2 separate regions of the Homo sapiens genome follow, and region 2 is linked to region 1. A link is a loop called in an ENCODE intact Hi-C map of the cell type or tissue named here. Cell type or tissue: Calu3. All regions are shown on one strand. Each heading gives the region's core, and the rest is flanking DNA. Links, peaks and the distances in the headings are about the cores only.

What was found. Hi-C counts contacts between places; a loop is a spot of excess contacts. Peaks named below come from ENCODE experiments on the same cell type or tissue, not always from the same donor. Only the 100,000 strongest peaks of a DNase experiment are listed, where the experiment ranks them.
Region 2: a loop joins it to region 1, with 2.5 times the contacts of the local background. A loop is called at or near these places in 6 of 110 quality-filtered maps.

Annotation. Positions count from the first base shown.
Region 1 is chr2:46,221,993-46,238,055 of GRCh38, forward strand. No RefSeq gene overlaps it. Among named protein-coding and RNA genes, the nearest start is that of EPAS1, 67 kb to the right of the region's middle. RefSeq lists enhancers at 6,908-7,892, 8,468-8,557. In Calu3, for the core only: no CTCF peak of the experiment used is centred there; DNase peaks (open chromatin) are centred at 7,709 and 8,299.
Region 2 is chr2:46,067,266-46,083,328 of GRCh38, forward strand. All of the region lies in intron 10 of PRKCE (protein kinase C epsilon), which reads left to right. Among named protein-coding and RNA genes, the nearest start is that of EPAS1, 220 kb to the right of the region's middle. RefSeq lists an enhancer at 49-1,248. In Calu3, for the core only: no CTCF peak of the experiment used is centred there; a DNase peak (open chromatin) is centred at 6,366.

The sequences.
Region 1 (16,063 bases), core at 3,633-11,632:
ATCATGAGTGAACTCCCATTCACAATTGCTTCAAAGAGAATAAAATACCTAGGAATCCAACTTACAAGGGATGTGAAGGACCTCTTCAAGGAGAACTACAAACCACTGCTCAGGGAAATAAGAAAGGACACAAACAAATGGAAGAACATTCCATGCTCATGGGTAGGAAGAATCAATATCGTGAAAATGGCCATACTGCCCAAGGTAATTTATAGATTCAATGCCCTCCCCATCAAGCTACAAATGACTTTCTTCACAGAATTGGAAAAAACTTTAAAGTTTATATGGAACCAAAAAAGAGCCCACATTGCCAAGACAATCCTAAGCCAAAAGAACAAAGCTGGAGGCATCACACTACCTGACTTCAAACTATACTACAAGGCTACAGTAACCAAAACAGCATGGTACTGGCACCAAAACAGAGATATAGACCAATGGAACAGAACAGAGCCCTCAGAAATAATACCACACATCTACAACCATCTGATCTTTGACAAACCTGACAAAAACAAGCAATGGGGAAAGGATTCCCTATTTAATAAATGGTGCTGGGAAAACTGGCTAGCCATATGTAGAAAGCTGAAACAGGATCCCTTCCTTACACCTTATACAAAAATTAATTCAAGATGGATTAAAGACTTACATGTTAGACCTAAAACCATAAAAACCCTAGAAGAAAACCTAGGCAATACCATTCAGGACATAGGCATGGGCAAGGACTTCATGACTAAAACACAAAAAGCAATGGCAACAAAAGCCAAAATTGACAAATGGATCTGATTAATCTAAAGAGCTTCTGCACAGCAAAAGAAACTACTATCAGAGTGAACAGGCAACATACAAAATGGGAGAAAATTTTTACAATCTACCCATCTGACAAAGGGCTAATATCCAGAATCCACAAAGAACTTAAACAAATTTACAAGAAAAAATCAAACAACTCCACGAAAAAGTAGTGAAGGATATGAACAGACACTTCTCAAAAGAAGACATTTATGCAGCCAATAGGCACATGAAAAAATGCTCATCATCAATGGCCATCAGGGAAATGAAAATCAAAACCACAATGAGATACCATCTCACACCAGTTAGAATGGCGATCATTAAAAAGTCAGGAAACAACAGGTGCTGGAGAGGATGTGGAGAAATAGGAACACTTTTACACTGTCGGAGGGACTGTAAACTAGTTCAACCCTTGTGGAAGACAGTGTGGCGATTCCTCAAGGATCTAGAACTAGAAAATACCATTTGACCCAGCCATCCCATTACTGGGTATATACCCAAAGGATTATAAATCACGTTGCTATAAAGACCATAAAAGTTATGCAATTGTGGTCTCTTTCTCTCTCAAAATGCATAAAGTTTTCAGACTGTGGTTGACCATGGATAAGTTAAACTGCAGAAAGTGAAGGTGTGGATAGGGTTGGGGGAATACTGTGCAAAAAAGGCAACAGGAGGGATCGTTGTGGCGATGGAAGTGTTCTGTATCTTGACCGTATGAATGTCAATATTCTGGTTGTGATATTGTACTATATGTTTGTAAAATGTTACCACTGGGGAAACTATGCAAACGGTATATGGAATCTCTCTGTATTACTTCTTGCAATGCATGTGATTCTACAATTATCTTAAAACAAAATGTTTAATTAAAAAAAAACCCACAAAACTTGACTGTTCCTCAAAACCTTCACTGAGTTAACCACTTCCTCTTTGAAACCACCTTATACCCTATACAACACTGATAATATAGTATTATTGCCCTTCCATGTTCTACTGTAATTAGTCTATCTCCCTTACCAAACTGTGAGCTCCAAGAGGAGGTTTTAAAGGCAAGATATGTTTTGTTCATCTATGTATGCCTAGCATCTAGTAGTGCCTGATACATTGAAGATGTTTTGTAAATGCTTGTTGAATAAAACTGGATGTGACAGACATAAAAAAAAAAGACACATGCACACGTTTATTGCGGCACTATTCACAATAGCAAAGACTTGGAACCAACCCAAATGTCCATCAGTGATAGACTGGATTAAGAAAATGTGGCACATATACACCATGGAATACTATGCAGCCATAAAAAAGGATGAGTTAATGTCCTTTGTAGGGACATGGATGAAGCTGGAAACCATCATTCTCAGCAAACTATCGCAAGGACAGAAAACCAAACACCGCATGTTCTCACTCATAGGTGGGAATTGAACAATGACAACACTTGGACACAGGATGGGGAACATCTCACACCAGGGCCTGTCGTGGGGTGGGGGGAGGGGGGAGGGATAGGAGATATACCTAATGTAAATGGTGAGTTAATGGGTGCAGCACACCAACATGGCACATGTATACATATGTAACAAACCTGCACGTTGTGCACATGTACCCTAGAACTTAAAGTCTAATTTAAAAAAAAGAACAGTGCTTTTCAGAAGAAAGTGATATTCCTCTGCTTTAATTAAAGACATGCATGTTTTCAGTAAAAAAAAAAAAATTGGTTGTTACCTTTTCTTAATATTTTAGTGTTTTTTCTGTGTGTGTGTGTGTGTGTGTGTGTGTGTGTGTGTGTGTGTAGCAAGCAGGTTATTCTGATGCTGACTACTTCATCATGATCTTAAATAGAAGGATTTAAAGATAAAGATGAGGAAACCTCCAGAAAAATTGAATGAAGAGACATTGAGATAATAAATAGGAGTAAAACAATTAGAAAATCAGAGATCTAGTTCAGGAGATCTAACACCCAATAATTAGAGGTTACAGAAAAAGAGTATATATTAATGATCTATTTGGGGTGACAAATTACCTCAAAACTTAGTGGCTTAAAAAATTGTAAACATTTATATCTCTTTCAGTTCCTGTGGCCACGAGTTCAAGAGTGACTCAGCTGAATGGTCTGCCTCAAGGTTTCTCATGAGGTTCAGCTGGATGTTGGCCAGGGCTGCAGTCTTCTTAAGACTGGCTGTAGCTGGAGAATTTGCTCCAAGGCAGCACACTCATGTGACTAGCAGGTTTATGTTCTTTCTCAATTTCTCACTATGTGAATCTCTCCACAGGGTCACTTGAGTATCTTCATGACATGACAGCTAGCTTTTCCCAGAGAGAGTAATCCAAGAGACCAAGAAAAAAGGTGAAAGGTCTTTTATGACTACCCATTGATGTCATCCATTGTCACTTTCACAATATCCTACTGGTCACACAGGTCCTCCCTTTTAATGTTGAAAGGGAGTACACAACAGCATGCATAGCAGGAGGCCAGGATCATTGTAAAGGGGCAAAAATAATCAAAGAAATAATAGAAGAAAATTTCCTATATGAGAAGAGCATGAAGTTTCTACTGCGGTGGATTAAAATAGACTCTACTCCAACGAACAACAGCATGAAATTTCAGAACACTGAAAGTCAAGAGAAAATTTCACAAGATTCTAGGAAGGAAAAAAAGGATGTCACATACCAAATGTTTAGAATCAAAATGGCTTCATAGGAGTGGATGCAGTGGTGTGCCCATGTAGTCCCAACTATTTGGGAGGTTGAAGCAGAGGATCACTTGAGGCTAAGAGTTTGAGGCCAGCCTGGGCAACACAGAAAGAACCCATGTCTAAAAAGAAATAAAGAAAAAAATAGCTACATACTCCTCAAAGGCAACATTGTAAGACATAATATATAATGTCAAATAGAATAAATGAAGACATATCCTAAAGCAATATATTTAAAATTCTGGGAAAAATTACTTTAAACCTATAATTTAATACCCAAGTCAAACTATCAATTAAGTTTTAGTGTAGAATAAAGACACTTTAAGATATGCAAGTTAAAAAAATTATCTCCCACACACCCTTTCTCAGAAACCTTGGGAAAACAGAGGATTCAGGAAACAAGGGATTCAATACAAGGAAGAGGAGAAGGAAATCCCCAGAATGATGAAGAAAGGATTTCCCAAGACAACAGCTATGTGCCAAGTGCAGAGGGCAAACAGAACGGACTTTAAAAGGGCAGAAGATTCAGGAGATTGTTTCAAGGTTAAATTGATAGAACACCTAATGTGTTTAAACACACTGAGAGATTTACACAAGTGGGGAAGAGTTTAAAGTTGAACTACTTCAGATAGTGAACTTAGTGATAAATTCTTCAAAAAGGAAGGCAATGGAAAAATAAGCATTAATTCCAGACAAAACAATAAACTGTGCAGGAAAGGTAACACAACCAAAGTTTACTATATATCTCTGCTGCAACTGGCATTTACAAAGTCATAAAAATGTGAACACAGAATACTGATCTAGTGAAAAATCATAATATAATTATACTGAGAGGGCAGAGGAATGAAAAGTATGCATGTATGTGGTGGTGCAGACCAGGGATTAAAAGACAGCTAAATCTTCATTTTCCATAGTGGGAAATCAATAGGTACTATCTTGAACTGAAAAATCAATAAATAGCAATATAAGCATGTTATTTAGAGATGTGGAATTAAATACCAAATGAATCAACTATAGTTGCTGAAATTGGTTGCCTCTGGGGAGCAGGAATTAATGAAGGGTATGGCAAAATTTGTGCTAATTTTCTTAATAAACCTCATAAAACTGGCCTATTCTTTCAACTATGTTTGTATAAATTTTCATCAAAATAAACCAAAAACAATTAAACTTGAGAAAAATAACGGAAAAGCAGGGAGTAGTCAGTTGTTTTGAACACTGATGAATAATCAAGAAGATAAGAACAGAGAATGGTTCATTAAAGGTGACAAGATGTAGATCATTGGTAACCAGAGGAGTAGTCAGTGTGGAACCCATTGGTAACCGGAGGAGTAGTCGGTGTGGAAACCCCCTTAATATTCAAAGAGAAAAATACGCAAGGGATATAAATAGACATCACAGAAAATAGGTATATAATCATCCGTAGTCACATGAAAAAATACTCCATCTCATTCATAATAAAAGAAATGCCAATTAAAGTGATATGATATTTTGTAACATATTGGCATCAAATAAAAAAATAATGTACTCGTCATTGGTAATGGTGAGGACAGAATGGCAGCCTCATACACAGTATATGAGAGTGTGAATTGGGAAAGACTTCACTGAAGGCTAATTTGGAATATCTATGAAAATGTATAATTCACCTGCTCTTTGAGTAACCCCTCTTCTGGGGTTTTATACTACAGATAAACTCATGGAAGTATGCAGTATGTTTGAAGATACTCAGTGGAAAATAATACAAACGTCTCTCAGTACAGAACTTGCTAAACAAATGATACGTTCTTCCCACAGATTACTAGGTGCATCATTAAGAGTGGCTGTTCTGCACGTGCTCATGTTGAAAAGGGGACAAGATATCTTAATTCAGAAAAAAAAATGTTAATAGTATTTATAGTTATGAGTCTGCATGTGTGACAAATGAAGACAAGTCATTTGTAATGATCTGGCACCTACTGGATGGTCAATAGAAAGTTCTTAGCTACTGTTCCTAATGCAAGCTGTAAAACTAAACAATGATTATGATTCCAAATAAAAATGCATTGGATAATAAAGCTCACTTGGCTGCAGAGGTCATGCACATCGAACTTTACATTTTTCTGTGTGATTTACAACAGTTTTGCTGTTCTCATTGATCAACTTAATCATGATTAAATGTAATAAATTTGAACTTACAAAATAATGTAACAGTCTGCTGTCATATGTTTTGTATGTTTTGCCTATTGGACTTTTTTTTCAGAACAAGCTTTCTTTAAAAGTTATATAATTCTTTGGCTCAAAGAAAAAACCTAGAAAATAATATTCCCCACTGACCTGTACTTTCCTGACCCAGCAAGCCTTCAGCAGATTTGTCTTGGACTAGAATTCAAGACACCTGGGTGCCAGTCCTGGCTCGGCTACTCAGTAGGTGGGTGACCTTGAGCAAACCCTTCGGCCTCTCTTAGTTCTTCTTAGCTGTCGTATGGGATACAGCGCCTTTCCTATCTACCCTGTGGGACTACTGTGAAAAGCAAATGAGGCAACAGGTATATAAATTTGTAATCTGTGAAAGCATGCACATGAAAGAACTTTTATTTTGATAGCTAGAAGTATCCTCTCACAGGTTAAATATTTCTGGTCCTCCCAGCAGAGAGACACGCCTGGGTATTTATTCAGTAGACCTTGAGTGCCTTTCTGGACCAAGCAGGGACTGGTGAGGCAGAATTGAATATGATGCAGTCCCCGTTCTCAAAGAACTCACAGTTTGATAGGAGAGGCAATTACAGTAAAACGTGAGAAATACAATATAATGGTTATAGACAAAGACTGGTGGGACTCACAGGAGTCAAAATGTCTGACTAGAGAAGGCATCACTGACAAGTGACACCTGGATCGAGTCTTCAAGAACATGTGAGAATTTACCAGGCAGAGAATTGATTGATTGCTGGGTGGAACCCAGGCAGTGCCCCAACTGTGGAGCAATTTCTCACCCCTCTTTCTTTATCAAGTCTTACCTCTGCTGTGAGATAGCAGACCATCAGAAACTTGCTCTCAGCTACCTATCCTATTGGAAAATGTTTGAAAAAGATGTTAATGACAGGTTAGGTGTGTGCTTCCCTCCAGAATAGATGCATTTGGGTCCAGAGGGTGAGATGGTTCTCTATACACAGAAATACCAATAATTTTAGCTAAATAGATTTACTTTTAGGGAAAGTACCTAAGTAATTTTTTTTGAACCTCACTCTTTTACTCAAGTTAGAGTGCAGTGCTATGATCACAGCTCACTGCAGCCTTGACCTCCCGGGCTCAGGCAATCCTTGCACCTCAGCCTCCAGAATAGGCGGAACTACAGGTGTGCCACCACACCTGGCTTTTTTTTTTTTTTTTAATAGAGACAGGGTCTCATCATGTTTCCCAGGCTGGTCTCAAACTCCTGGGCTCAAGTGATCCTCCTGCCTAGGCCTCCCAAAGTGCTGGGATTACAAGTGTTAGCCACCATGCCTGGCCAATACCTAAGTAATTTCTATGGCCACCAGCTGGTACCAGATCATTACAAACATTACTTTTCTTCATTATCACAACAACCTTGTTTTTTTCTTATTATAGGTGGCAGAACATAGGACGAGAATCACCACCCAGCCAGTTATACCAGAGCCAGGATTCAAACTCAAGCCATGATCTTGCATATCCATTGACAAACTGGTTCTCATAACCGCCCTGGGAAATGAGCAGGAAAGGAATGTTATCCCCACTTAAGATGGGGAATCCGGGCATGGAAAGCTCTGCTGGGGACTCCCCGCTGGGCTTCCTGACTCCTACCCTGACTGAGGTTGTTACCTTGCAATGGAGGCCAAAGTCCTGACAGGCAGTGGGAAAGATATTTTGGGGTAGGGCTGTCTCCCTGGTGCTTGTCAGATCTCATCTTGTGAAACAATTGGTTCAAGTTCACTGGGCCCGGGTGCGCAGCCTTCCCTGGCTGGAGCTGGGACCCTGCTGTTCTGAAAAGCTATATGGAAGGAGATTTCTTTCCTTCTCTGATTATCCTCACCACTAGGTGGGATGGAAGCTGTCTACCAGAGTCTGCTGCAGGTTAACCCTTCCCCTGCCCTCATTCAAGGACATGACAGGGATGTTCCAGGTAAATGTGCCCCCTTGGCTTGAGACAGCACTTGTGGTAATGGAATAGCTTCCTCTGCTATGGCCTGCTTGTGTTAGTTCACTGAGAATGGACTCCCTGTGGGTTCGTAGAGTGCAACAATTGAAGAGCTTGAATAATGGTTAACCAGGATGAAGTCACATCCGAATATGCGTCATCTCACCACCTCCTTTGCTGCAGTCCGAAAACCCCACTGAGTCTTTGTTCTTTTTCCATCCGTCTGTCTCTCTTGGTATCTGTCTCTCTCTTTCTCATCACCCCTTCAGGGTATTGATGCTTATTGATACTGGATTTTCTTTCTCACTCCAGTTTTTCCTGTCTCTATCCACCTGTCTTTCTCCCTCCAGCTCTCCCTCACTCTCTCTCCCTCCCCTTTTCCTCCCTTCTAGTTCCCCATTTTGCTGGTCTCATTGTAGACCTGCATTCATTTACGATTCATTATTCTTACTGAAGAGATCCTTTGATCTTGTCTGTTAAAAAGTAAGTGAGTTGCACTCTATACACCAAGAAAAAACAAAATCATCTTTATTTAACTTTTTTTCTGGCCATGGGCCTGTGGCTGGGGCAAAAATAGGTCTCCCTGTTTCTGGCACACACACCAGCCTCCCCAAGCTGCAAGCCAGCCCAGTGGGCAGACACAGCTGCGAGGCAGGAATACTGTTACCCAACTCAGGGTGGTGCCAGAGCTCCGAGTGCCCAGGCAGGCCTCCCCGCCAAGGCAGGGATCGCTCTGAGGCCAGAGGAGGCCCAGGGGACAGAGTCAAGGCTCCTGCTCACCTGGCCCTGGGGCTGTGGCTGGTGCTGGTTAGCCACTTCCTCCCCTTCCCCAGCAGGGCAGCAGGAGGGTTCCACTGGAGCCCAGCCCTGTCTCAGCTTGACCCCTATACCTGGTGACATCCCGCAGCCTGGGTCAAGCTGTCAGGTTAGCACGCAGCCCAGTTAAATGCACTGGGCTAACATCTGGACTTAGAGTTATGTAATGTTTTTACCTCATAATATTGTAACCTAGTAGAGGACATTTTATGGAGTCTTTAGAGGTGACCAAACTGAGGCTCATGGAGGTTGAGTTATCCAGTTAGTCAGGGATGAAGCTGGTGCTCAGGACTCTGGAATTCCTTGCCCAGATGTTCCCAAACCAGGTTGCATGGGCTGCTCCCCCAGGCCTGTTTCTTAGGGTAAGTGGTAACAAGCATCCCCATCATCTCCAGTTTGGAGAGCAGCCATGGGGCAGTAGTTTGCTGGGGGGAGGGTGGAGCTTGGACATGTAAGCTGGAGTGTCCCCTGGCATGAGTGTGAGGTCCTCTGCAGGACAGGATGTTGCTGGGGACAGGAAGTAAAGGCGGGTGGGATGGAGGCTGGGGGCTGGGGACCTGCTTTTCCTGAACCACCACATTCAGGCATGGAACTCCCAGGAACCGAATGTTCTGAATTTCAACCTGGCCTTCCAGGTCATAATGAATGTGTATTTGCAAAATTAGAAGGATAGAATGTACTTTACTTAATGATTGTTAACTCAATAATTTTGAAATATTAAGATGTGAATTGGGCTATCACTAGACTTAGGGGCTCTGAGCCTCACAGATATTAGAACTGGGCCTGTGAAGCACCTTTTCACCTGTTGATTGGCTATTTGGTTTCCTCTTATGTGACACACCCCACAGCTGCTGTCCCAATTCCCCTTCAGATCCTCTCCTCTGGGGCCCGGGAGCTCCTCCTGACCACTGTCCTAACCCCAGGCTGGCTCTGCTCTATCCCCTTCTCCATTCTGCTGCCAGAGACATTCCTAAACGGCTCAGAAATTTTCTAAGTATCCCACTAGCCATGAACTAGAACTCCAGCTCCCAGCCTGCCCTTCAAGGCGTTGGTTCCTTATGGAGCTAACTGTAAAGACCAAGTTGCTTTCTGCAGTGAGTTGGGGAGGCCAGGTGAGGATGCACAGGGAAGTCAACCGTGTGGCTAGACCTAGTCAACACTGTGGCTAGGCAAAGGCCAGGAAGCGCCACCAAGAAAGAGCAAGGAGAAGAGCAGGGTCAGGGCTTGTGGAGACTGGGGTACAGATGAGGGGCTCAGAGGTAGGGCCACCCTGTTACCTCCTCAGCTCTGTGCTCTACTCTCACAGAAGGACACACAGCCCTCTGCTGCTCTCTTTGCTTTTTTCCTTCTACTCTCAACACCAGCCAGCTACCTGTCTTTTTCTATGTCTCCACTTACAATCCCCCAGGGGAAGGATCTATTGATCCAATTAGTGCCAATATTCCTTTGGGCCGAATGTTCTTGCCTGGCCGCAAAGGAAAACAGAGGTACCCAGGCTGACCTAATCAACTGAGAGCTAGGAGGTGGGGTCACGTGGTTTCTGAAGCTGGTCTTCTTGTTCTGGGGTGAATGGGCAGGTGTTCCAAGACCTGGCCTACCCCGTTCATCAGCCAGGCTCCAAGGCACCGTCCCCAGAGGTCCAGCTGCTGAGCCCACACAGTCTTTGCTTATGCCATTCCTCTCACCAGGTACACTTAGCTTTCAAGCTCAGATAAGTGCTGCCCCTCCTTCCCTTTCCCTCCCAGGAAGCCTTCCCTAAACCCCTCCAGCTAGAATGAACCCCTCACTCTGGGCCCGTGTTGCTAGTGCTTATAACCTTTTGTTAGCACTGATTTCCTTCTTTCTGTTATTATTATTATTGAGATGTAATCTCCCTCTGTTGCCCAGGCTGGAGTGCAGTGGCTCGATCTCAGCTCACTGCAACCTCCACCTCCCAGGTTCAGGTAATTCTCCTGCTTCAGCCTCCCAAGTAGCTGGGATTACAGGTACCCACCACTACGCCTGACTAATCTTTGAATTTTTAGTAGAGATGGGGTTTCACCGTTTTGGTCGGGCTAGTCTTGAATTCCTGACCTCATGTGATCCACCCGCCTCAGCCTCCTGAAAGTGCTGGGATTACAGGCGTGAACCACTGCACAGGGCCCCTTCTTTCTGTTATTATTGTGAGTTGTTACTGATCTATCTCCTTAATTGGGCTGTAAACATCATGGAAGTGGAGACTATTTTATACATCTTTGTATAGAGAGTCCAAGTGCCTAATACAGAGCCCTGCATAATAGGCTTTCAGTTCAATATTTTGTTAGATAAATGAATAAATGATCTGGAAAAATCAGCACAACAGATGATCCCAAAATTAATTCTCTATTTTCTTAGATGCATCTTTTAAATGTTTTAAACACTAATAACGGATTTTTAAATGCTGGGGGCTCAAATACTGCCCCTCCACCCCCATTTCACCCTGCACCAGCTCCTCCTCAGTCAGGTCTAGGGTCCTGCCTCTGTCCCAGTGGCCACCTGGCTGTGGGGGCAGGGTGGGCCACCCAGGAACCTGTGTGGTCAGGGCTCTGCATGGAGGGTCTGCCAGGGCAGCCTGGGATGTGGCTGGGCTGCTGCTGTGGACTGGGTGGGGTGGGAGGCGTGGACAGCTCCAGCGTGCTCTCCCTCACGTCCTTGAAGTTTGCCCATCCTCTGACTCAGCTCCAGCATCTCAATTCGTGGATGAATGCCCTGGTCCTAGACAGAGAGCCAATTCAGCCCAGCAGGGTTTCTGGAGGGCTCCCAGGAGGGGGAGTCCCGGAACATGGCCCGGGACAGTGAAGTTGGGGTGACGGCCAGTTCACTCCAGCTGCAGCCTAGGACACATTCCTCTCCATTCCCACCCCCACCTCACATTCTGCTGGAGCCCTCCATAGTGCCCAGCTCTACGGGTAAACAGGAGACTCAAATATACCTTGGGGGCTCAGCTGCTAGTGTTCTGCAGCTCCTCTGCCCTGTTCCTCTGTTTCCCTCCATCTGGCTTTGTGTGTGTGCATATGTGTGCTTGTGTGTGTAAGGGTGTACACTCCTGATGGCAGATGAAGCCTCCATTCAGGGTTCCTACAAGCCCCCAGGACTGCCATACACAGAGCTGCAGAGGGAGTTCAGGAGTTCAGCCTCCTATTGAGCTGAAAAAGGCCCCAAAGGCAGGCTTAAACTTTTTTTTTTTTTTTTTTTGAGATGGAGTCTCACTCTGTCACCCAGGCTGGAGTGCAGTGGCACGATCTCAGCGCACTGCAACCTCTGCCTCTCAGGTTCAAGCAATTCTCCTGCCTCAGCCTCCCAAGTAGCTGGAACTACAGGCTCCCACCACCATGCCAGGCTAATTTATTTTTTGTATTTTTAGTAGAGATGGGGTTTCACTATGTTGGCCAGGCTGGTCTTGAACTCCTGACCTTGTGATCTGCCCTCCTTGGCCTCCCAAAGTGCTGGGATTGCAACTTAAATTTTTTTTTTTTTTTTTTTGAGACAGGGTCTCACTCTGTCTCCCAGACTGGAAAGTGCAATCATGGCTTACTGCAGCTTCAACCTCCTGGGCTTAGGTGATCCCCTCACCTCAGCCTCTGAGTAGCTGGGACTACAGGCACACACCATCATGCCCAGATAATTTTTTGTATTTGTTGTAGACACAGGGTTTCACCATGTTGTCCAGGCTGGTTTCAAACTCCTGAACTCAAGTGATCCGCCCACCTCAGCCTCCCAAAGTGGTGGGATTATAGGTGTGTGCCACTACATCTGGCCTATTTTTTCTATATAATTGATATTATATTAAAATGATATCATTTGATAAACATACAATAAAATGTACATGTCAATTGATAATGTTTGACAATTTGGGTGCAACTATCATCCAAGTTATAGAATAGTTCATCTCCCCAAAATGTCCCTCACACCCCTTTCTACTCAACCCTCTCCGTTTTCAATCAGTATCTGATTTTTATATATATTTATATATATATATATACATATATATATGTATACCTAAACCAGTATTAAGGTTTAAAATTTAAAAAAGATCTTCTTCAGACAAGACATCACATACTATGCCACTTAAGTATAGAGACAGCCACATGGTACTCAGTCCTCCTGAAGCTAAGGGGTCCTGACCTCCTCCCACCTTTCTTCCAGGTATCCCTACTCCAGGGCTACACCAGGGACTGCATGACAAGACAGTGGCATTTATAAAAGGTCCAGGGAAAGAGCCCAGGACTTGAAGTCGGAGGCTGGGCAGGGGTCCTGGGTTTGCCCTGTGTGGTTGGGAAAAGGCACTGGATCTTTCCAAGGCTCAGGTTCCTTAGCTATACACTGTGGAGGTGATGGTCACCCCCAGGGATGCTAGGAGGATTAAAGCCCATTTTGCAGCCAACTTTATTCTTCTGTAGATGGAGGCAAGGCATCAATCTATTAATTACATAACACAAATAGCTAACATACACTGAACTCTCTTTGGGTGCCAGGTACTAGGCTACCAACTTCCTTTTAACCCCCAAGTAAGGGAATGGGGACTATTGTTTATCCCCATTCTACAAATGAGAAAATGGGCTCAGAGGAATTAAAAGATTTGCCTCAGTTCAAACAGCACACCATAGAGTTAGTGTTTAACCCTAGGGAGCCACTGCAAACTCATGCTCTTGTGTACTGTACCAGTCTTCCTCCCAGATGAATACGGTAATAGATAAAAATAAACTTTAGGCCGGGCACAGTGGCTCATACCTGTAATCCCAGCACTTTGAGAGGCTAAGGCAGGAGGATGGCTTGAGTCCAGGAGTTCAAGACCAGCCTGGGCAATATAGCAAGACCTTATCTCTACAAAAAATTTAAAAAATTAGCTGAATGTGGTGTTGCATGACTGTGGTCCCAGCTAGTTGGGAGGCTGAGGCAGGAGGATCACTTGGGCCTAGGGGCTCAAGGTTAGAGTGAGACCCTAGATGGCACCACTGCACTCTAGCCTGGGCAACAGAGCAAGACCCCTATCTCAAAGAAAAAAAGAATGAACTATAGCTGACAGCAGTTTGGAAACAACGATGTGCTGTGCATATGCTACTTGTAACTATTTCTACCAAAAGGTTTTGAGACCCAGAGAAGTGGATGACACCCGCAGGTCCCACCCTCTGAGCTGGTCTGTCCTAGTACATTTCAGAATCATGGCTGCTGCCTCCTCTTCTTGGATCCACGGAGTATTGCATCTCAGCTTCTGAGACAGAAAGTCCTTTATATCTAACTTCAGTCTCACCTGCAGTGGCATAGCCAGCACCGAGCTCACTCCTGGCCTTATACAAACTAATGCGCATGGGTGCCAATCAGATTTTGTACCCCAGAATGCTCAGACCTGATAGGGGCTGGTCTCCATAGTGCCCCTCCCAATCCTGAGCTGCCTCATCTGCTCTTCTCAGCTCCCGTGGTGACCGCTGTGTCTGGCTCCTTTGTCTGCGAATTCTCCAGCCACCATAGACTTAGCCCTCATGTCTTTGGGGTATTTCTGCAAGTCTTAGGGAGAAATGGGTATGGGGAGAAAGGAGAGCAGGGAGCAGGGAGAAATGTCCTGCCTTTGAGAGAGAAGGCCTTCTAGCTTGTCACTTGACCTTGGTTGGCCAGGGCCTGTCTTCATCCCCTGCCAATGGAGATAATGAGACCTACCTCCCAGGGTGAACACCTCTGAGCTCAGAGGCTCAGATAATACCAAAATGCGAGAAGGACTTGGCAGAGAAGAAAGACTTGAAATTCAGCCCCAGGGATTGCTTGAAGAACACCACGTAGTGGAGAAGGGCTCTGATTCACCTAAGGGAGCTCAGGGCCAAGGGCCTGGCTTGCTGACCACTGGTCTGGGCTTCTCATGGACACGTGCTGTGCCAAAGCATGAGGCAGAAGGACAGACAACCCACCCCAACCTCAAAACAAAGGGCCCCCTGCCATGCTGTGTGTGGGTTGGTCTGTGGGCCTCTATATCTGCACACTAGTCTGTGCTATAGGGTGCAAGTGGAGGTCTCTCTGTGATTACAGGGGAGGCTATGTTGAACCATGCAGCTCTCTGGGCATCTCTGTGTGTCTGCTGTGTGTCTGTGTGTCCCACTTCATGTCTCATGTGCATCTCTCTGTCTGTGTAGGTTGAAACATCTGTTTTTTATAAAGCAGTCTAAGATTTGTTATCTGTTAAATGGAAATGAGGCATCTTAGTCTCTAAGCATCTGGAAGCATGGTGATTGTTTTGTGAAGTGAGGGTGGGATGTCCACAAAGGCTTCAAAATCATTCCTCAATGCAAAAGTCTTAGCCTGGTATTCAAGGTTCTCTGCAGCCTAACACACACAGGTGTCCCCAGCACAGTTGTGCATTCTTAGTGGGCACAGGCAGGAGAGGCTGCCACTTCCTGGCCGTGTGACTTGAGGCTTGTCATTTCTCCTCTGCCCCTTATTCTGTCAAATGTAAAATGAGCTATGAAAAGTTGATTGCAGAGTGTAAAGTGTGGTGTGTACACAAAGGATGTTTCCTGGAGCCCCTCCTGGACTTTGGGTCCTCTATGCCTTTCCTCCTGTTGCTCCTGTGTCCTCCCTGCTTGAGCACCCTCCCCTGTTTCTCTGAATACTCAGGATCTGCCCAGCTTTGGCACTCAGCTCCCCTCTGCCTGCACTTCTCCTCACCCCACACCCTTCCCCAGGTCCCCTCTGTCCTCATGATTTCATGAGGGTTTCCGTGTGTGTGTGTGTGTGTGTGTGTGTGTGTGCGCGTGTGTGTATCGTGGGTATCTCTGTGTATGCATTTGGGTCTACCCTCTAGATATACCTTCAATTCATTCAGCAAATATTTCTTGAACACCTACCAGACATGGTGCTAACTGCTAGGAATTCAGTGTGAACAGGGCAGATGCAGGGCCATCACTAGCCCATTGGGCATCTGTGCAAATTAGAAACAGGTACCGTTGGGTAGATGCAGATCTGTGGCTGAATGGCTTGATGAGCAAATGATGCTTTTGTGCAGAGAAAAAGAGTGTTTTCCTCCTAGCAGGCACAGCCCCAAATTAAGATGCAAAGCTTGGGAAATAGAGGTGGGGGTGAACTTTATCCTCCGTTCACCCCACCCCGGCTAAGCCAGGCACCTTTGTGCATTGAACAAACATACATCTAAAAAAGCAGCCCAGGAAATCTCTTACCTACCCTTGGCAGGTAGACCTCCAGCTTGGGGTGTGTCTGTGCACCTGTGTGCTGACTGTGTCTATTTCAGCCTATGTGAGTCTGTGAGGTCTGTTGCACCTCTGTGTGCACATGTCCCTCCCTCTTGTGCTCCTCTTTGGACCTGTGTCTGTGGGGGTGGGGACTTACATGTAGTATAAGTGTATATGTGTGCACCTCCAGCTCTGACAGCCATTTCCTCAGCAGCCTGCAGATCTGTTCTTGGATGGCCACCTCATCTTCCCTAGTTGTTCCGTGTTCCCCAACTGAACCCCATGTTCTCTGAAATCTTTCTTGCTGTCTCCCGCCAACCCCCCACCACCACACACTCCACAGCCTCAGGAACTCATACAGCAGAGGGGAGTCGAGCCACTGGTACAGCCAGACCAAAGCTGGGTCCCGTCCTCCTGCAACCTGTTTCCACTTCTTCATTCTTTCTAAGAAAAGACTGAAC
Region 2 (16,063 bases), core at 2,864-10,863, 160 kb before region 1:
TGCATTATATATACTGAGTCTTCATCCATCAAAATAATTTTATTTAAACAGTTTGGATTAATAGGAAAAGAATGGTACTTAAAGTAGTGGTTCAGAGTCACAATAAACAGCCTGAGGTGACATCTGAGAGGCAGTTTTGGCGCTACCTGGAAGGCAGAGGTGACAGGAGTACCTGTTAGCCGAAGGCAGTGAGTTTTATGCTGTGGCCTGGCCTTTGCTCCCTGCAGTCTTTCTCGTCTCTTCCACATGTTTGGTGCGTATTCAGGTTTGGGCCCAGCCTACGTGGTGCAAAATGAAACACCATGTGTAATTTCAAGGGTGGACACATCTTAGAGTTCTGAGCAAAAGAAGAATGAGCACTTTATGTGTTGCAGGAACGCTGCTTGCATCTAGTAGATGCTCACAATGTATCTGCTGAACATTGAATGGCATTCATGAAATTAACGCATAAAACTTCCCGTTAGTTTAAAGCAGAGCCTGGGGGTCTACAGTGGAGGGCTTGCCCATCCTTATCAAGCTAGACAACTTGGTAATAACTACTTAGCTAACTCTCCTAACGCTACAGACCAAGAATATAACGCAAGGTAGGGGTACAGTAAAAGTCATGTGAATCTGGAATGCCGGTATTCCAGGCATTTGTTGTGGGTTTCCTGGCATTAGATTGTTCATGGGTCAGTATTGCAAGAGAATGCACATTTTTTACATCATACTCTCGTTGAAGGCAGGGTTTCCTTACTGGCTTACTGATTATATCACTCGCGAAGGGATTAGTCAGAAGGCAATGGAAACATCTTTCGTTTTCATTGTTCAGAGAGAGACTGGGGGTTTGTCTGCACTTTTACATTATCAGTGGGTAGAATCTCCCTTTGAGATTCTTAACAGAGGGTCATGAATTAGTATAAACCTTAGCTGGTCTGTATCCAGGATGAAAAAAATAATCTATTTTGGTGAGCCACTTGAGTCATAGGCTATCTAACTTACGAGCATGCCTACTCTGTTAGGTCCAGTAAAGGATTCAGAAAGAGACTTCAGGAGCTGCCCTGGGAAACAAGACAATAAAACAGTGTTGAATTAGGTTTTCTAGAGTAATGGTGCTCACCCACCTTGGTAGTTCAGACAATCATAGCAGAGCAGAACCAAAATGATATTAAATATATTAATTGATATATCTAATTAATCAGTCATTATTTATTGGTGTACCATTAGGTGCAAGGTATAATTCCTACTCATGAGGACTGAGAAAGACCAGTTGAAGAAGGGTAGAAAAATAATACCAACTTTAAAAAACTCTCTCTGATGTAACAATATAAGGCAATGGTAGAAGGTTGTCACATACAGAATAAGATCAATCATCAGATGTGTAGTTTAAGGATTGCCGTGAATTCAGAAGCAGAAGAATTCTCCAAGGGCTGTCTTCATTTGCAAAGGCATCACCAATGAGCAGGAGGATAGGAAATGCCTGGCATGTAGACGGGAGAGACTTGGAGCAGTTGCCCAAATGCCTCAGAAGTAACCAAGAGCAAGAAGTGGTTGTGATATTAAAAGAGATCAGCTCAAGTAGGGACTTGTGAGATACCAGATTGAAATTTAGATTACCACCAGACGACAGGAGCTGTGGTCCTTGTGACTCCAAGGGTGATCCCTAGACTAGCAGCATTGCATTACCTGGGAGCCTCTTAGAAATGCAGGATTTCCGGTCCCAACTTAGACCTGCAGAATCAGAATATTTGGGTGTGGAGTCCAGGAATTATGCTATAAAAACTGTCCAGTTGATTCTTCTGCATGCTCAAGTGTGGAAAGCACTGCTGCTTAGAACTGGGGCTTGGTTCCAAATGACAATGGAGATGCTTTGAAGAATCATTGAAGATGCTTTGAAGAGGAGAAGTGGCATGTCTTCTAGTGAGCAGACAGACCAGGGCATTTCAGAGACTTTCTTTTACGTGGTAGCCTCTGCTGTATTCTCACTTACCTGTTGCTCACCACCTGGAAAGTGAAATATCTCCAAATTGCCAGTCACTAACTATTGAAGTTGAAATTACATGACTGTTCTCTGAAGTGGTTTCTGAAGGCTGTCAGTAGGCCTTTTCTGGATTCTGATATGGTATGCGTCTAAAATATGTTTCTGTAAGTAAGGATTTTTTAAAGTATATACTTTGCAAAAAAAAATACTCCAATCAACAATAAGAACAACTATAGGGTACTTAGAGTTTAGAACATAAAAGTCATTCATATGTTTTCTAACCATTTAAAAAATCAGTTTCCTGTATTTTGATTCCATTCATTTATCTAGCACTTATCAGGAAATTCAGGTTTCCATGTTACACAGTTTATATGGGCCCTTATAAATCAGTATACCACTTTGATGGAAAAAATTTCCAAACTAAATCATTGCATAATCATTCATAGCAATAGCATCACTGTTATAATAAAATTAGCACAAATTTTAAAGTCTTGGTAAAAAGATTTTTGAATCTTATTTTAGTTTTTCTTGGCAACTTTGGTGTAACAGTTGGCTATAAGAAGGGCTATAAGATGTTAGGATTGCTATTCCTGCTTTAAATAGTTCCAGATTGGCAATTTTGGGGCAATTCTAGCGGTCACCTATTCCCTTATTTCCTAAGCTGGGAAGAATGGAATTTTCTTAAGGTTGAAATCCTAACCTGAATTTTACTGATAGAACCACAAAGTGGTACCTAGCCGACAGATTCACACATGGTGTTCACTTCTGCTGTTGAGTAGCACGTGGGTCCTGGTGCTAGTGTTTCTTTTCCTGCTCAGAGGACCTCTTCTCTCTTACTGATTTACAGTGACGTCCAGATGGTGGAGTTTGCTACAAAGCAGCCCACTGTATGAAAGACATGACATTGTATTCACCTGGACTCTAGGTTGACTCTAAAGAAGGCAAGGGTCCTTTGGTCACAGGGAGAACTGTTGTGTTCCTTCACGAGGTAGCAGAGACTTTGTGTTCTAGAGACTTGAGACCACCTCTATAAATATAACCAGAGCACAGGCTTCCTGTGTGGACCCTCAATACACATTTTTGAATGTTAGCCTCAAGCACCTTCATTTTTGATGTATAAAAAAATGGCATTTTATGGCTGGGCGCGGTGGCGCATGCCTGTAATCCCAGCACTTGTGGAGGCCAAGGAGGGTGGATCACGAGGTCAGGAGATCAAGACCATCCTGGCCAACATGGTGAAATCCTGTCTCTACTAAAAATACAAAAAATTAGCCAGGTGTGGTGACATGCACCTGTAGTCCCAGCTTTTCAGGAGGCTGAGGCAGGAGAATCGCTTGAACCCTGGAGGTGGAGGTTGCAGTGAGCTGAGATCATGCCACTGCACTCCAGCCTTAGCGACAGAGCAAGACTCCGTCTCAAAAAAAAAACAAAAACAAAAACAAAGGTGGCATTTTATTGACAGCTCTATTGAATGATGGTGAGGGTGACTCCTGGAGTAACAGAAAGAGCCCCTGGCTTTGGGACAGACACGGGGTCAAATTCTGGCTGTGCTACTTACTAGTTCCATGGCCTTGGGCAAGTCAACTCCTCTGAGCCTCTGTATCTTTGTGTCAAATGTGGATGTTAACATTTGCTTTCATAATTCTTGCATCAATGGAAAAGTAGCTTATATTTGACATATAGGAGGTGCTCAATAAATGATAGCCATGATTACTCTTTACTTGTTAATTATGTCCTCTCATTTGCCTTAGATTATCATTTTCTAAGCAAACAAAAAGGCCAAGATGGAGATGGTTTGCTCCAAACAGCTAGGTCTCATCACTGTTCTCTTAAGTAAACCAAATGCGTAGAGATGCCCATGTCCTCATGGCTTTCCTGCACCCAGAAAACCCACACCCTACTCATTTTGACACCTTCCCCCTAAATCTCCACTCTTCTATGGAAACTTCCAAATAATAAAATACCATCGAATAATGTTAACGTATTTCATTGGAGTTTCTCATCTCTCCAAAGAGATTGTAGCCTTTTTGAAGTCCTCTATAAATATGTACTAGTCAGCTGATTTGAAATTTGTTTATCATGGAGCCATAGGCTGCTACTGAATGAAGACTAGTGAATGAAAAATCAGAACTAATATTTTCCTGAGCAATTTTTAAGGGGTAGGCAGCTACAATAAAGACACCTTATTTTAGTTTTCCATGAAGTAGCTACTATTGAATCTCGATTTTACAAATAGGGAAACCAGCATTTCCTTTTGTCCAAGTTCATGCAGCTTGTTCACGCAGCTGAGCTAGGATTTTAACCCAGGCAGTCAGGATTCCAAGGCCAAGTTTGGACCCCTATACCACACCAATGAGAATGAAGGATGAGGAAAGCTATAGGAAACTTTAAAAACGTCCATGGAAGGAGTGCCCAAACAGGGACTGACTACAGTCAAATCATGAACTGTTTCAGTTAGGTTCCCAGGCATTTGTGACATTACCCACTCTGTTTAGATAACGAATTTATGTGTTTAGAGAGACCAGCCTCCTATCTGCATTGTCAGCCATCAGTCTAAATCAAAGCTTCCACCCAGTCCTGAATCTCTCCCTTACTTGGTCTAACCACCTTTCCAAGTATTTAGGAACAAAAGATTTGTGAACAGATTAAACACAGGCTGCTTTTGTTCCACTCCTACAGCTACCTATGCCTGCTTAATGCGGACTACAGGGTGTAGACTGGAGTCTGCGCTCGTGTATTTTAAACACACGCGGGAATTCAGCACCTTCCTCCGACAGCACAACAATGGTTCAACAATTCTTCACAGAAGACCCCGCGCTATTATAGCAAATATTTATAAGTTTATCTCACCACACTGCTCAGTGTTCAGAGTAAATCTGAATGGAAATATGGAGATCAAAGAATTTAATAATTTAAAAAACCCTTTCACGCTTTATCTGTCATCAAATGAAAGTATTAGTGAAGTGGTATGGAAATCCTCTTCAGCGTGCCTTCAGCCACCAGCTGTGCCACTTAAGATTTAAAACAATGTGATCAAGTGTTCAGAATCCATGGGATTGAGTTGTATGTTTACGTTAGTGTATTATTTCCAAGTTTCCAGTTTCCCCCGGATTAGCACATTTTAATTTCGGCTTTATTAAAGCAGTCAGAACATGAAAGGGGATTTAGCAGAGTGGAGATGTCAACCACGCTTTCTTGCCATCATGAAATGGTTTACTTGGTTCTGGGCAGCCATGCATATGAATCCAACAACATGTCTATAAGACTAAAAGTCAGCCAAGTGGGACAAGAAATGCAATTATGGAGTGAAACCACAGCTATCTAAACACGGTCGGGACCTTCAGGTCCTCAATTTGATTTCATATGACCCTACAGTTATGAAAACCCAACACAGCATAGTATCAACTAAACAGTAAATGCTTTAAATGCTAGGCATTCCTGGAGTGGCTCACATAAGCCCAGTATGGTGTTAGGCATTGTAGAGACATGGTCAGATACAGGAGACATGGCCCTGGGAACTCCATGAGATACCTCTTGTAGGAAGCCATGGTTTTGATGGGGGTGCACTTTGTCCATCAGTGTGCTGGGATAGAAGACTAAAAGCCACTGGTCCAAGAAATGACTCTTTAGTTAGATTTACCAACACATGAAATTATCAGAGAAAAATGCAGTAGAATCACCAAATGTTCATGTTAGAAGGCACCCCAGCAGCTGCCTAATCTGCTGGTTCCCAAACCCCACTCATCAGTAGGAAGTACCTGGGGAATTCAAAAATAAATGCACATTCCCAGGGCCCACCCCAGAATCAGAAGCTCTGATAGAGGGGCCTGGAAATCTGGATGCTTTAAAATGCTACCAAGGGGTTCTAAACGTCCACCAGCTCATCTGGTCCAGCCTCTCAGTGAACAAAGAGTATTTCTGTTCACAGCCTTGCAAAAGTGAACATCCAGCCGAGGCCAGCATCCCCCAGGTTGGAAGGAACTCATTGTAGAACAAGGCAGCACGGGTCCGATGTTGCACAGAGGATTGGAGTTACTAGAGGTTTTTCTTCTAGTGTAATCAAAGGAACCTTGCTGTAACTTCTACCCACTGGGCTTAGTTTGACCCTTTGCAGTGACACAGACCAAATCTCCTTCCAATGTGGAAATCCTTCAAATATTTTAAGAGTTTCTCTTCAGTTTGTCCTTTGTCTGATACTTATTTGCCCATTCATTCAGTTCAGACTGCCAGTCTCCTCTAACACTGGATTTACTGGGGCTGGCTGTTGCACTTCCCTCAGCTGCTTCTCGGAGGTCCTGGCTTCTCCTCGCCCTCCTGTTTGCCCTCAGTCAGCGTTCAGTGTAGTGCACAGTGTCTGACACCACACTGACCGTGTGGTCTGACCAGCAGAACCCAACAGGAGCAGCAGGAGCGGTTGCTTCCTGCATTCCAGGCTCTGTCCTGCTTCAACTGAAGACTGTTCTGAGACTAATCAGGGACCCAAACTGATGCAGACAGAAATCTCCGTGGCAGATCAGGAAGGGAAAATGTCAGTGTGGTTGAATTTACCAGGCATGAGTCACGTCCTGGTAAATGAATACATCTGGGGATGGAAGAGAGACACCGTCCTTCCAGTATTCCAAGTGGAGAAATACTGTTTCACTGGATACCTGAGTAACTGCTGCACAGACCACGCTATGCACGTATCATCAGGTCTGCAAGCTGAACAGATGCTCTCACGTGTCATCTCTTAGAGGTAGGATCAGTCCTGGCTGCTATACTCAAGCAGGAAAGGTAAGAGGGGGCAGCTTTTTTTCCCTCTCTTTGTGTAGTGTGAGCAACCTAAATATTTCCATCTAAGCAGGTTATGGTTCCTTCCCACAATTGAAGGGAAATATTGATGTGCCTGTTTATTGGGGGGTCAGCTTCCTGGCCTGATTTGCTTATCTTTAAAACAGTCACAAGAACTTTGCATATTCTTAGGAAAGAAAAGGGTAAGAAAAGAATCATTGTGTCTTGACAGCTGGTTGTAAAGTGAAGGAGTCAGTAAACAGGTTGGTGGTTTTATATACATGAGATTGAAAAAAGTTGCCTTGATTGTTTTTCCCTGAATCGGCTGGTCATTTTAATATCGATGTGGGCATGTTCTAATCCCCTGGTTAGTCAGCGAGATTTCTTTCTAAGTAGAATTAAGCAAGCAAACAAACAAACAAACAACAACAACCAAAAAAAAAAAAAAAAAAAGAAAAACACGGATAGAAAAAACAGCAGCAACAACAACAATAGCAGCAGGAGGAGCCACAATGAAATGGTTCAAGGATTGACCTACCCCAGGACTGCAGGTTTTATTTACTGCAGTATTCAGTACTTGAGCCTCCTGGAAATCAGAACTCCAGCATGACCTCTGTAGGTTTTGCTTTTTCTGTTGGTACAGGAACTGATAAGGTGACTCTTGAGTTTCTGGAATCAGAGTGGCAGCCACGAGGGCTGCGTAGGTTCTGTGTGAGGCCCAGCTCCAGCATCAGTGGTTGGAGACCAGGGAGACGCTTTGAGTTCTTCTTTACTGAGCTGCACGTGCACTGAGCCTGGACAGATGGGGATCTACAAGGGGTGTTTTGAGCACCAGCTGTTAGCCACCTATGTCCTGCCTGGGACACAGGAAGGTGTAAATGTGGGAAACAGGCAGAGTCTCATGCAGTCCCTACACCAGATCGTGGGGAATCGCCTGAGCTCACAAGAAGAGCATTGGTAGAGGGCAAGGCATTATGTGGGCTTTGGCTGGGTTGGGGAAATTGGATTAGAACAAGAATACTTTCATTTCTATGCTCAAAAATCTTTTTCTTTTTCTTGTTTTGAGACGGAGTCTCGCCCTGTCGCCCAGGCTGGAGTGCAGTGGCGTGATCTCGGCTCACTGCAAGCTCCGCCTCCTGGTTTCACGCCGTTCTCCTGCCTGAGCCTCCCGAGTAGCTGGGACTGTAGGCACGCACCACCACGCCCGGCTAACTTTTTGTATTTTTTAGTACAGACAGGGTTTCACCGTATTAGCCAGGATGGTCTTAATCTCCTCGTGATCCGCCCACCTCGGCCTCCCAAAGTGCTGGGATTACAGGCGTGAGCCACCGTGCCCGGCCCGCTCAAAAATCTTATAAGAAATATTTCATAGGTCCTAAACTTCGGCCGCAAACAGCTGGCTACTGGTGGCAACAGGTGCCAGTGAGCAACCTGTTGTTTGATTTCTATTTAAGTTATTTCTTGGCTGGATGTGGTGGCTCACACCTGTAATCCCAGCATTTTGGGAGGCCAAGGTGGGCAGATTGCTTGAGTCTAGGAGTTTGAGACCAGCCTGGGCCTGGGCAACATAACAAAACCCTCTCTCTACAAAAAAATATGAAAAATTAGGCAGGCATGGTCGCATCCACCTGTAGTCCCAGCTACTCAGGAGACTGAGGTGAGAGGACTGCTTGAGCCTGGGAGGCCAAGGCTGCAGTGAGCCAAAATCAAGCCACTGCACTCCAGCCTGGGCAACAGAGTGAGGCCCTGTCTCTAAATAAATAGATAAATTATTGATAGAATCAAAAAGGGATTTGACTAAGGCATCCTCTTGGCCAGAATGGGCAGACTGGAGCGTAAAACTTCTGCAAGATGATCAGGACACAGCATTGGGTAGAGGCCTGAAGCAAAGGTTCCTGAAGCCGTCCAGCTTTTCTGAAGTCCAGGTGAACAGCCAGGGACAGAGGACAGTAGCCAGAAGCCATGCCCCACGAATGGCAATTGATAGAGAAAGCAACCAGTGGGGCGAAACCAGGAGGAAGCCAGCATACTGGAAAGTGATGATTCAGCCTGGACATTGATGCTGGTCATGCAATGGAGGAAAAGAAAGAGTCTCTGCAAAACAGTACCACTGTGCTTTCTATTGGCTGGGTTCCCCTTCTAAAACCCTCCTGATTCTGTCATTTTCAAAGAGGAAACTAACAACACACCATTCCTGCTTAACTTTAGATGCTGCTATTGTTCGTGGCAGGAGATCGCTCTGGTGGTCAGCATTAACGAGATGTAGCCTAGCTGGGGGCTGCTCCATTTGTGCTGTCATATCATGTGATAAAAACTTCTTTTTCCTAAGATGTTGATGACCCCTGGAAAAGGAAAGTGTTCTCTGATCTATTGGACCAAAACTTTTCTTCTTTCCCGTGGCTTTCACACACAGATGGAAGTGAGTGGGACAGGGTGGCGGTAATTTGAGGTCATTCCCTGGGATAAGCAACTCTAATTAGAGGCAGGAAATGTTTATTTGAGTTTTATTGGGTGAGTCAGTTTGGCGCAGCTTTAGGTCACTCTAAACTTGGGGTATCCTGTTTAAGTCAAATAATCATAGTTTTAAGCAACTGGGAACAAATATCAGATATATGTGAATGAAATTTTTACTTTCTCAACCAGCAGACTATAGAGTGGAGTTTTTACCATTTGGCCAACTGTGATTGAATTAAGGCTTTTCTCCAAAAAAAAGGCATCTCCCCTTTTACCAAAAGTGGGATGGACTCTACCCTCTCTGGCTTATAGACAATCATTATAAGAAAGAACCATGTCTACAGGCAATGGAATATTATTTAACCTTAAAAAAAGAAAGAAATTTGGAACAATGTGAATGAAACAGGAGGATATTATGCTAAGTGAAATAACCCAGACACAGAAGGATAAATACTACGTGATACTACTCACCTGATGAATCTAAAATAGTCGAACTCATAGAAGCAGAGAGTAGAATAGGTTGGTGGTTTCCAGAGGCTGGTGGAGGGGGAATCGGGGAGGTGTTCACCAAAAGGCACAAAGTTTCAGTTATGAAGGATGATGATAAGTCCTAGTGATTTGCTGGGCAGCATAGTGCCAATTTCACAATACTGTATTGTATACTTAAACATTTGCTAAGACTGCAGATTTTATGTTTTCTCTCTGTCTCTTTCTCGTGCACACACACACACACACACACGCACGCGCACACCCAAAATAATAATAATAATAATAAAAAGAATGGACAGGAACTTTGGGAGGAGATGGATGTGTTTATGGAATAGATTGTGGTGATGGTTTCATGGGTGTATACTCATCTCCAAGCTTATCAAGTTGTATACATGAAATATGTACAGCTTTCTGTATGTCAACCAGACCTCAAAAAGTAGTTTTAAAAAAAGAAAATAATAAATATACAGCATTGCATTTAGAAAGAAAAGGAAAAAGAAAAGAACTAATCATGTGAAAACCTATTTTATATATTCCATCTTACAACTGGTGTGGATGGAATTGGCCTTTGCTATAGGAGTTTGATTGTGATAACTCTGAATTTGGAGAAAGACCACAAGAAGGTTATTACATACTTGTGTATGGCTTTGAACAATGGGAGTTAGCAGGGGGTGAAGGCCTAGTAGAATAAGGGCTGAAAACATGTGAAAATGACTTTTTAAACATCATTAAGGTGGTTATTTTTGTTATTATTACATAGGAACATTGACATCACTAAAAATAATTATTACTCAGATGAGACTCTTTCATTCTGTATGAATTGACAGGCAAGTCCCCAGTAAGAAAAAAAAATCCTTCTTTCTATTACCCACACTGACCTTCTAGAAATACAGAGTTGGAAGTTCTGGGACACTGACTAGACAAGGCTCTGCCTGTAGTTCACACATAGTCTGTCTACTTTAGAGCTGGAAAGTCCCACTCATCATTATTTACTGTTTTCATTTATTCTAATGATGGTTGTACTTTCTTTGTGGCTTAACATTCAGAAATGGGGAAATAAATTTGATTTGGTGAAGTTCTCCAAAGTGGCTGTATATTTATTGTGTTTCTACCAAGGAAGTGTAGTAGTGAGGAATGAGGATTGCTTGTTTATCTTTTTCAAAGACAATAAAACATTTTGGACAATGGAAATGGGGAAGAGAGAATAACTTCAGGCTGCCTTCTTCCAATCCACCTTGAACTCTGCTTCCAGAAGAGTTTTCCTTAAAATCAACTTGATGCCATTTTACAACTCCAGAAACTTCCAGGGGCCGGACGTGGTGTCTTATACCTGCAATCCCAGCACTATAAGAGGCTGAGGCAGGAGGATCACTTGAGGCCAGGAGTCAGGAGTTCAAAACCAACCCGGGCAACATAGCAAGACTCTTGTCTCTAAAAAAAAAAAAAAAAAAATTAGCTGGACATGGTGGCACATGCGTGTAGTCTCAACTACTCAGAAGGCTGAAGTGGGAGGGTCATTTGAGCCCAGGAGTTCAAGGCTGCAGTGAGCTATGATCATGCCACTGCACTATAGCCTGGGTGACAGAGCAGGACCCTGTCTTGAAAAAAAAAAAAAATAAGATTTTAGGGTTCTTTACTTCCCACCTATGTTCTCAGAAGCACTTTTCTGTCTCCTTCCTACCTATGTCCTGGATCTATGCACTGTTTCCTAAATGACAGTTTTTTTACTGAGCTCACACCTACCTTCCTCATTCCCACATGTGATTTTCGTCTCTGCTTACCTCTGCCCTTCAAGGTTGTGCTTCTAATTTGCCAGGCCTTCTCCTCCTCCCACTCACATTGTTCAAGATTTTACTCAAGTGTAGTCTTTGCCCCAGTTCAGCTTTATCTGAAACAAATTCCTATAGCAGTGGTCAGTTTCACACACCAGTTGTACTATAGAAAATATAGGAGTTTCTGGCCGGGCACGGTCGCTCACGCCTGTAATCCCGGCACTTTGGGAGGCCGAAGCAAGTGGATCACGAGGTCAGGAGATCAAAACCATCCTGGCCAACATGGTGAAACCGCATCTCTACTAAAAATACAAAAATTAGCAAGGTGTGGTGGCGTGTGCCTGTAGTCCCAGCTACCCGGGAGGCTGAGGCAGGAGAATTGCTTGAACCCGAAGGTGGAGACTGCAGTGAGCTGAGATCATGCCACTGCACTCCAGCCTGAGTGACAGAGCAAGACTCTGTCTCAAAAAAAAAAAAAAAAAGAAAATATAGGACTTTCCATAGGACTGTTTTGTGTAATGATCTTCTCTAAGTGATAAAGCCTGGATGAGCGATGATTATTCTCTAGGGGGTGCTAAGATACAATCCAGATGCATAGACTTCACAGTCTGATTGGATACAGGAGAGTTTAGCACATAATTATACAGCATTTTGTGTTGTTTTCCATGATTTCCTGTCTTCAGTTTCTAGCTCTTGAAAAACATAAGCCATGGCTTATATCATCTTCTATATCCCCCAGCCACCTACCCAAAATCTGGGCCCCCAGGAAAGACCTGTTGAATTGATAGGTTAGATGATATAGACATGGAGGGGAGAAGATGTTTCAGAGTGTGAAGTTAGGACCCACAATTTCCTTATATGGTACATTGGAGAAACTGCTCATGCTGTCACCAGCATATCAAGTATGGGCTGTTCCAAGCCTGGTCTTTAGTTGGTCATTTATGTGAAATCGATGTAAGAGCTATAAAATCTTTGCACGTATAAACAGCTGACAGGTGATGGAGAATCTGTGTGTCCAAAGAAACCTAACTGCTGCTAAGGAGAAGCCTCTGGCTATCCGTCACACCTTGAAAGGCAAACAGGGCAGGCCTAGTTTTCTCTTCAAAGACAGGAAAGATTAACGCTCTGGGAAAATGGAGCCCAATGGGAATTTCAAACACACGATGTGGTTCTTCCAGCCAGTAGGTCATTATGAACTATTCTTACCCTAAATGGCCATGACACATAATCTCTTTCCTAATTTTATTATTTTACTTGCTATCACAAGACCGTAACTTTTTAGACATTCAGGTGAGATTAAGGGAGGAGGAGGTGGAATAAGGCTTTTAAAATCTTTGATTACCTCAGAAAACGTATTTGCTTACTTTACCAGGAAGTTGATGTTTTGTTTTGTTTTGTTTTCTACCCATGCCAAGAGGGGATTAATGAGTAGCTGCTGGGTTTGCCAGCTTTCTTTTGATTTCATTTACGTAATTAAGCAGTTCTCAGAATGACTTGAGGTTCTCACCCTGCATCAAAACATGCTTCTCAAATGTGTTAGATTTGGAGGTCAGAAACAATGCAGACTCAGTAGAGTGAGGGGAAATGAAAATTTTACCTTGCTTTAAAACACCCTTAATGTGTAAAAAAAGAGTTGATCGTGCTTTGGGGTCATGAACATGGAGCTTTGTTGAGTAGAAAACAAGTTAAAACTAAAGTTCAAAATGGGCTAAAGTGAGAATAGCTCAAGATGAGGTTTTACAATAGAAATGATGTGGGGAAACCAACTCTGGATTACCTTTGAGTTTCTAGCAATCTGAACCATGTCCATGGTGGGTGTTCAAGAACTCAGGCATTTGACGCAGACATAATAGGAACCCACTATATGCCTGGCTCAGTTCTAGTTGCTGGACTACAGTAAGGAACTAAAGCCACAAAAATTCCTCCTCTCATGGTGCTCCCTGGAGTGAAGGTTGGATGAGCAGATTTTGTTTGAGCACCTCCTCAGGTATGGAGTTTGGAGCTAGTATTGCTTGGGATTGCTAGGAAGAATAAGTGTGTTCCTCAAGGAGCTGAACATCTCACTGGGAAGTGAAGACAACTATCCAAAGAACAAAAGAACCACTCAAGTCCATAACCAAATACTGGGGTGTTGATATAGACAGACCCTCTGAAATGGTGAGAGTGGGCACCCAGCTCCAGGTTCTGCAGACACAGGCTCACGGCAGCAGGCTGGCTTAACTAGCTAACTTAACTAAGCAGTAAGAATTTGCAGTTATGCATACACACACACACACACACACACACACACACATTTTTAGAGGCAGGGTTTCACCGTGTTGCCCAGGCTGGAGCACAGTGGTGCGATCACAACTCACTGAAGCCTTCACCTCCTGGGCTCAAGCAACCCTCCCACCTCAGCCTCCCAAGTAGCTGGAACTACAGGCGTGCACCACGATGCCTGGCTAACTTTTTAATTTTTTTGTATAGACAGGGTCTTGGTATGTTGTTTAGGCCTCAAGCCATCCTGCCACCTCAGCCTCCCAAAGTGCTGGGATCACAGGCATGAGCCACCACACCTGGCCTGCAGATATAAATATTTAGATCACTCTTTGCTTCTTATAGCCCCCTAACCTTTTTTGTTCTTCTATTCACATGGTGTTTGCTTTTAAAAGAGATTATAACAACTTCTCTTTCAGGTTAGTTCAATTCCCTTAAAAAACAGCAAGCCAGAGTTACCAACAGTTCCTGCCCTCATGAAGCACACAGACTACGGCGGGGAGGGGAGAAAGTTATAAATTAATTACACAAATAAAACCTCAGCTGTGCTGAATGCTACAACAGAGAGTGTAGCACGTCACAGGGGGATCTGACCTTGTCAGAGAAGTCAGGGGCAGCTTCCTGGGAGAAAAGATGGTTGTGCTGAGATCTGAAGGGTGAGGAGGGGAGAGAAGAAAACGTTCCAGGCAGAAAGAACAGTGTGAGTAAAGCCCTGGGGCAGAGGGAACAAGCGACAGCTGGAAAGGAGAAGACTGAGAAGATCACACAGACTTTGAAGCATATTAGAGAGTTTTCCGTTTATTCCTAGAGTAACAGGGAGACTTTAATAGAATCAAGCTATAGAGGCTGGGCACGGTGGCTCATGCTTGTAATCCCAGCATTCTGGGAGGCCAAGGTGAGTGGATCACTTGAAGTCAGGAGTTTGAGACCAGCCTGGGCAGCATGGCAAAACCCCATCTCTACTAAAAATACAAAAAATAGCTGGGCATGGTGGCATTTGCCTTACTCCCAGCTACTCGGGAGGCTGAGGCAGGAGAATCACTTGAACCTGGGAGGCGAGGTTGCAGTGAGCCAAGATCACACCATTACACTCCAGCCTGGGTGACAGAGCAAGACTCTCAAAAAAACTAAGCAGTGGACTTAGAGGAGGAAGCGGGGTGGGTTACAAGCAGATTTCTGTTTCGGCAAGGTCCCTCTACCTGGAGCGTGACCAGCATTTGCAATAAATGTGGGGAGCATCAGAAGCAAGGCATCTGCAAGAATCTAGACAAGGGATGATAGTTGCTTGGGCCATAATGGTGGGCATGATGGTGGTAGAGAGAGAGAGAAATGGACAAGTATACAGGGAAAAAGGTACAAAATGCAAAGATACGATAAGTAAATATGACAGGACTTGGTGAGGGCTGAGGGAGAGAGAGGTATTAAATGACTAAGGTTTCTGAAGGGTGAAGCTTTGCCCCGAGACCTAGAGAACTAGTTCATTGGGGTAGATCGTGAAGTCAATTTTGGACATATTGGGCTTGAGTGCCTTTGGGGCATCTGGATGGAGATGTCAGAACCGCAGTTGGATGAGTGGTCCGGAGCTTGTGAGTCATCTGCATAGAGGTGCCTTGGAAACTGGGCGTGGACAAGATCCTCAGCAAGCACTCAGTGAGGATGGGGAGCATCTGGAGCCCAGCCTCGTGGGATTCCAACACTTAACAGCTGGGAAGAGGCGAAGCCCATGAGAGAGGCAGAGAAAACCCTGCCAGAAATTTAGGGGGGAAGCCTGAAAGCCAAGGGAAACAAGTGTGTGTTGAAAGAGGATGTGGTCAGGGAAGAAAGCTGCAGAGAGGTCAAAGAAAATGAAGACTTACGATAATAACTGCTGGAATAGCATCTATAGCAACAGTCATAGCCAATCTTCATTTTGAGACAGGCATTTTAACATATAATTTAACCTTCATGAGAATTCTGTAAGGCAGCTTCTATTACTCAATCATCCTGATTTTTTTTTGAGACGGAGTTTCTCTCTGTCACCCAGGCTGGAGTGCAGTGGCGCAATCTCAGCTCACTGCAACTTCCACCTCCCGAGCTCAAATGATTCTCTTTCATGCCTCAGCCTCCTGAGTAGCTGGGATTACAGGCATGCGCCACCATGCCCAGCTAATTTTGTATTTTTTGTATAGACAGGGTTTCGCCATGTTGGCCAGGTTGATCTCGATCTCCTGGCCTCAAGTGATCTGCCTACCTCAGTCTCCCAAAGTTCTGGGATTACAGGCATGAGCCACTACGCCCGGCCCATCCTCATTTTTACAGATCAGAAAACTGAGCACAGAGAGCCAAAGGCATTTGCCTGAGTCATTTGCAGCCAGTGAGT